Linked DNA regions of Homo sapiens: region 1 is linked to region 2. Evidence: read pairs that join two places in POLR2A ChIA-PET (ENCODE). Cell type or tissue: Panc1. All regions are shown on one strand. Each heading gives the region's core, and the rest is flanking DNA. Links, peaks and the distances in the headings are about the cores only. Region 1 overlaps PTK7 (protein tyrosine kinase 7 (inactive)). Region 2 has its middle 7.1 kb from the start of PTCRA.

The links. ChIA-PET counts read pairs that join two places held together with the same protein. Peaks named below come from ENCODE experiments on the same cell type or tissue, not always from the same donor. Only the 100,000 strongest peaks of a DNase experiment are listed, where the experiment ranks them.
Region 1: POLR2A ChIA-PET joins it to region 2 with 6 read pairs; 6 of 35 experiments call an interaction of 5 or more read pairs at or near these places.

What each region holds. Positions count from the first base shown.
Region 1 is chr6:43,109,587-43,112,393 of GRCh38, forward strand. All of the region lies in intron 1 of PTK7 (protein tyrosine kinase 7 (inactive)), which reads left to right. Among named protein-coding and RNA genes, the nearest start is that of PTK7, 35 kb to the left of the region's middle. In Panc1, for the core only: no CTCF peak of the experiment used is centred there; no DNase peak of the experiment used is centred there; H3K27ac peaks cover 623 bases.
Region 2 is chr6:42,907,569-42,910,375 of GRCh38, forward strand. No RefSeq gene overlaps it. Among named protein-coding and RNA genes, the nearest start is that of PTCRA, 7.1 kb to the right of the region's middle. In Panc1, for the core only: no CTCF peak of the experiment used is centred there; no DNase peak of the experiment used is centred there.

The sequences.
Region 1 (2,807 bases), core at 229-2,728, 200 kb after region 2:
TTCTCCATATGCTTACCAGCGTTGAGTGTTATTTTTAAAATCTTGGCCTTCATTTGATGGGTAGAACTCGTTCTAATTTACATTTCTTAGATTACTAGTGCATTGGAGTATTTTCTTTTTTTTTTTTTTTGAGACAGAGTCTTGCTCTGTCACCCAGGCAGGAGTGCAGTGGCGTGATCTCAGCTCACTGCAAACTCTGCCTCCCGGGTTCACACCATTCTCCTGGCTTAGCCTCCCGAGTAGCTGGGACTACAGGTGCCCACGACCACGCCCGGCTAATTTTTTGTATTATTAGTAGAGACGGGGTTTCACCGTGTTAGTCAGGATGATCTCGATTTCCTGACCTCGTGATCCACCTGCCTCGGCCTCCCAAAGTGCTGAGATTACAGGCGTGAGCCACCATGCCCGGCCTTTTTTTTTTTTTTTTTGAGACAGAGTCTCGCTGTATCGCCCAGGCTAGAGTGCAGTGGCGTGATTTTGGCTCACAGCAACCTCCGTCTCCTAGGTTCCAGTGATTCTCCTGCCTCAGTCTCCTGAGTAGCTGGGATTACAGGCGCGCAACACCATGCCCAGCTAATTTTTTGTATGTTTAGAATACAAAATACATGCTGGCCAGGCTGGTCTCGAACTCTTGACCTCGTGATCTGCCTGCCTCAGCTTTCCAAAGTGCTGGGATTACAGGTGTAAGCCACCATGCCTGGCCTGGAGTATTTTCCTATATTTATTAATCATTTATGTTTGTTTTGAGAACTCTTCATATTGTCTTGACCATGTTTCTATTAGAATTTTAGCAGGTTTTTTTTTTGTTGTTGTTGTTGCTGTTTTGTTTTTGTTTTTGTTTTTGAGATGGAATTTTGCTCTTAGTGCCCAGGCTGGAGTACAGTGGCGCAATCTTGGCTCACTGCAACCTCCGCCTCTGGGTTCAAGCGATTCTCTTGCCTCAGCCTCCCAAGTAGCTGGGATTACAGGCATGTGCCACCTTGCCTGGCTAATTTTTTTGTATTTTTATTAGAGACAGGGTTTCACCATGTTAGGCTGGTTTTGAGCTCCTGTCCTCAGGTGATCCACCCGCCTCGGCCTCCCAAAGTGCTGGGATTACAGGTTTGACCCACTGTGCCTGGCCGAATTTTAACAGTTTTTATGAATGATTTGTTACTTTTCATATATCAAGGCCAGCAACCCCTCTTCTGTCATTTACTTAAAGTCATTTGTCTGACTTGTCATTGCTGCTGACGGTCATTTCTACCTTGTATCTTACGTAGTCAGGCATTCTCCTTTAGATAGCATAGACTTTCCAGGCCTCTGTTGGCGGGGCCTCCTAGGATCGGAAAGCTGAAGTCTAATAGTGATCTCTAGGCATTCATTGGTGCATGAACATTACTGTGTTCTCTTCACCTAATAACTGTTTGTGTTCCTTGAGGCCAGAGGCCTGCTTCATACCAAGATGACTGGGTCCATTTTCACCCAGATAGGCTCACTCTGATTTTGGTTCATGCTGAAGGTACTTCTGTTTTGAACAGCTTCTGGGGGAAGTAAATGAAACTATAAGCAACTGCTAATCTGCACCCCTATTAGGAATGCAAGCAGAGCATTGTCTGGAGGTGCCCAAGGTAGACAGAATGCAAAGCTGCCAGCAATCAGTAGCTACCCCTCTGAACTTCACCAGCACAGGGTGGCACCTCTTGAACTGTGGAGTCCCACGTACCTGTATTTAGTGATCAGGTGGAGCATCAGGCAGCTGAGGGACAGAGCTTCAGACCTCAGGGTGTCTGTTCAGAGAGAACCACTACAGCAGAGATTGGATGAGGGAAATCAAGCAGGCACTTAGCATCTCCAAATGGTCTGTGTAGAGGAATGCTGACAAAGGCCAGTGCTGGCTTAGGGATGGTTGTGATGGAGTGCAGGTTCTAAAAAATGAAAAAATCCTGAATATAATGATGACAATAAATAATGGCTAAGAGTCCAAACTCACATAATACTTCCTATGTGCCAGGCACTGTTTCACACTGCTACCTCTGTTACCATGTGAATTTTCTTTTTGCAACAAGCCTATGAGGCCAGTACTGTTACTTGCATCTTTTATTTTATTTATTTTGAGACAGGTCTCACTCTGTCACACAGGCTGGGATGCAGTGGCACGATCATTGCTCACTGCAGCCTCAACCTGATCTCCTGGTCTCAAGTGATCCTCCCACCTCAGTCTCCTGAGTAGCTGGGACCACAGGTGCATACCACCATGCCCAGCTAATTCTTTTTTTTTTTTTTTTTAATATTTAGTAGAGATGAGGTCTTACTGTGTTGCCCAGGCTGGTCTTGAACCCCTGAGCTCAAGCAGTCCTCCCACCTTGGCCTCCCAAAGTGCTGGGATTACAGGCGTGAGCCACTGCACCTGGCCTATTAGCACCATTTTATAGATACAAAAATGAAGGCATGGAAAGGATAAACAGCTTGTCCAAGGTCATACTCTTGGTAAGTGAGGGAGTGTATTTGAATACAGGTAGTCTGACTCCAGTCTCTGAACTTTTAACCTCATCTCCACCCTGCATCTACACTGTATGCCAGCACCTTACAGTTACATGTTTTGTAAACTTTCCAGAGGCATTTCATCCTTGTAGAGGCTCTGCAGGATAGAGAGCAGGTGTTGCTGCTAGCCAGTTTTATTTATTTATTTATTTATTTATTTATTTATTTATTTATTTAGAGACGTAGTCTCCCTCTGTCACCCAGGCTGGGGTGCAGTGGCGTGATCTTGGCTCACTGCAACCTCCGCCTCCCAGGTTCAAGTGATTCTCTTGCCTCAGCATCCC
Region 2 (2,807 bases), core at 241-2,740:
AGAAGCTGCAGGAGCATGTGTGGGAGTGTGTGCTGAGGGAGCTAGACCAAGGTGGGGGGATGGAAGCCTTGGTTTGTCCAAACTCGTTGCCGTGGATCCTTATCCAGGATTTGGGATTTACTGTGTTGGCCTGAGCACCTGGGAGGAGAATTAATAGTTGGCTAGATTGGCTAATTAAAGTCTGGATTAAGTAGTAGCCTACAGTTAATAAGCATGAAATGCCAGAACTTCCCTGGCATTCTGTAGAAGAAGGAATCAGAAGTCCCCGGGAGACGGGAATGCTGGACTGGATCTATGATGCGCACCTTCTTAGCCACTGCTGCCACATATTTTAGGAGGGTCTGGAAAACACTCCCTTTATGAAAGCATTAAGAAATGCGTTCGTGAGGGCCACCAGCATCCTTGACTTGCTCTGATGACTGTCCTGTCTTGACTAGAGAGCTAGTGGGGTGTGCTGGATGGATCAGTGGAACTGGATTCCCTGATCTCAATGAGAATAATAGCATCTTGGTGGTACAAAGGCCAAATGGTGATGCTTACTTAACAAAGGCAAGGTGGATATAATAGCCCACAACAAGGCAAAGGGACTAAATCATCACCAGGTGGACAAGATGACAGTCCTGTGGACGATGGTCAGCTGCTTTCCCAGCTGCCCCCAGGGCTTGTGCAAAGATATAAAGTGGCCATGGTGACAGGGATGGAAGCTATGTCTGGGCTCAGTAACAGAGTCTTCTCCTCTCTGAGGCTGATCTGGCTGTGGCCAGTGCTGAGCGTCGACCTCCTCACAGCCTAGTGCTGAGTCCCTGATTGGGCATCATTCTCACCTCATTGTAGATTGGTTTGACTGGGTCCTCCCATCACGAAGGGGCTGTATTTTATCTTCATGAGGATAGGCACATATTTCATGTATGAATTTGCTGTCTCTACCTACAGTGCTTCCATCAGCACCACCACTCATGGACTTACTGAATGCCATATCCATCAGCATGGCATTCAACATAATATAGCCTCCAACCAGGGCAATACATGTTACAGCCAAGGAAATGTACAAATGAGCTCACACTCAATGAATTCACTGGCCTTACCATGTACCCCATGGACCAGAAGCAGCTGGCTGGATAGAATGGTAGATTGGCCTCTATTAGAGCACAGCTGGGACACTACCTCTGGCAGGGTAGGGTGCTACCCTACAGGATGCAGGGTGTTTTGTTTTTTGTTTTTGAGATGGAGTCTTGCTCTGTCGCCCAGGCTGGAGTGCAGTGGCGCTATCTCAGCTCAATGTGACCTCCGCCTCCCGGATTCAAGCGATTCTCCTGCCTCAGCCTCCCGAGTAGCTGGGACTACAGGCACCCCGCCACCACGCCCAGCTAATTATTTATATATTTTTTTTGTATTTTTAGTAGAGACAGGGTTTCACCATATTGGCCAGGCTGGTCTCGAACTCCTGACTTTGTGATCTGCCCACCTCGGCCTCCCAAAGTGCTGGGATTACAGGTGTGAGCCACCATGACCGGCCGATGCAGTATATTTTTTAAATCAAAACCACAGTCATATATACCACCAAGAGGGAGGGGTGGCAGAGGCCTCCTCACTATTACATCTAACGTCTATAACCACTAGAAGAATTTTTTTGTAGAGAGAGGTCTTGCTATGTTGCCCAAGCTGGTCTGGAAGTCTTGAGTTCAACCAATCCTTCACCTCCCACCTTTTTTTTTTTTTTTTTGAGACGGAGTCTCTCTCTGTCGCCCAGGCTGGAGTGCAGTGGCGCGATCTCGGCTCACTGCAAGCTTCGCCTCCCGGGTTCACGCCATTCTCCTGCCTCAGCCTCCTGAGTAGCTGGGACTACAGGCGCCCGCCACCGTGCCCAGCTAATTTTTTTTGGATTTTTAGTAGAGACAGGGTTTCACCATGGTCCCGATCTCCTGACCTTGTGATCCGCCCGCCTCGGCCTCCCAAAGTGCTGGGATTACAGGTGTGAGCCACCGCACCCGCCTCACCTCCCACCTTAACCTCCCAAAGTCCAAAGTGCTGGGATTACAGGCATTAGCCACTGCGTCAAGCCTCAAGTATAAATTTTTTGGGGGGGGACAGAGTCTCGTTCTGTCGCCCAGGCTGGAGTGCAGTGGTGTGAGCTCGGCTTACTGCAACCTCCGCCTCGTGGGGTCAAGCGATTCTCCTGCCTCAGCCTCCTGAGTAGCTGGGTAGGTGTGTGCCACCACGCCCGGCTAATTTTTTATATTTTTAGTAGAAATGGCGTTTCACCGTTTTAGCCAGGATGGTCTCGATCTCCTGACCTTGTGATCAGCCCACCTCCCAAAGTGCTAGGATTACAGACGTAAGCCACCGCGCCCGGCCCCCAAGTATAAACTTCTAAAGCACTTGTTCTGATTCCCACCCACTCTACAAGAAAGAGCCCCTCCCCCAGGACCCCGCCCTCTAACTCTGCACTTATGCTTGGGTGTGTGGGCGTGTGTGTGTGTGTGTGTGTGTGCGTGCGTGTAGTGTGTTGCTTAGGCACAGTATCTGTTAACACTCCAGGTCCCCTACCTGTCTCTTCCCTCTTGACTGCTGAGAGCATCTCTTTTTGTCTGATTATCCCCAGCCCCAATTCCTGGCATAAAGCAGAGACCAATAGGTCGGGCCTGGTGCCTAACACCTGTAATCCCAGCACTTTGGGAGGTCGAGGTGGGCGGATCACGTGGTCAGGAGTTCGAGACCAGCCTGACCAACATGGTGAAACCCTGTCTCTACTAAAAATACAAAAATTAGCCGGGTGTGGTGGTGGGCGCCTGTAATCCCAGCTACTC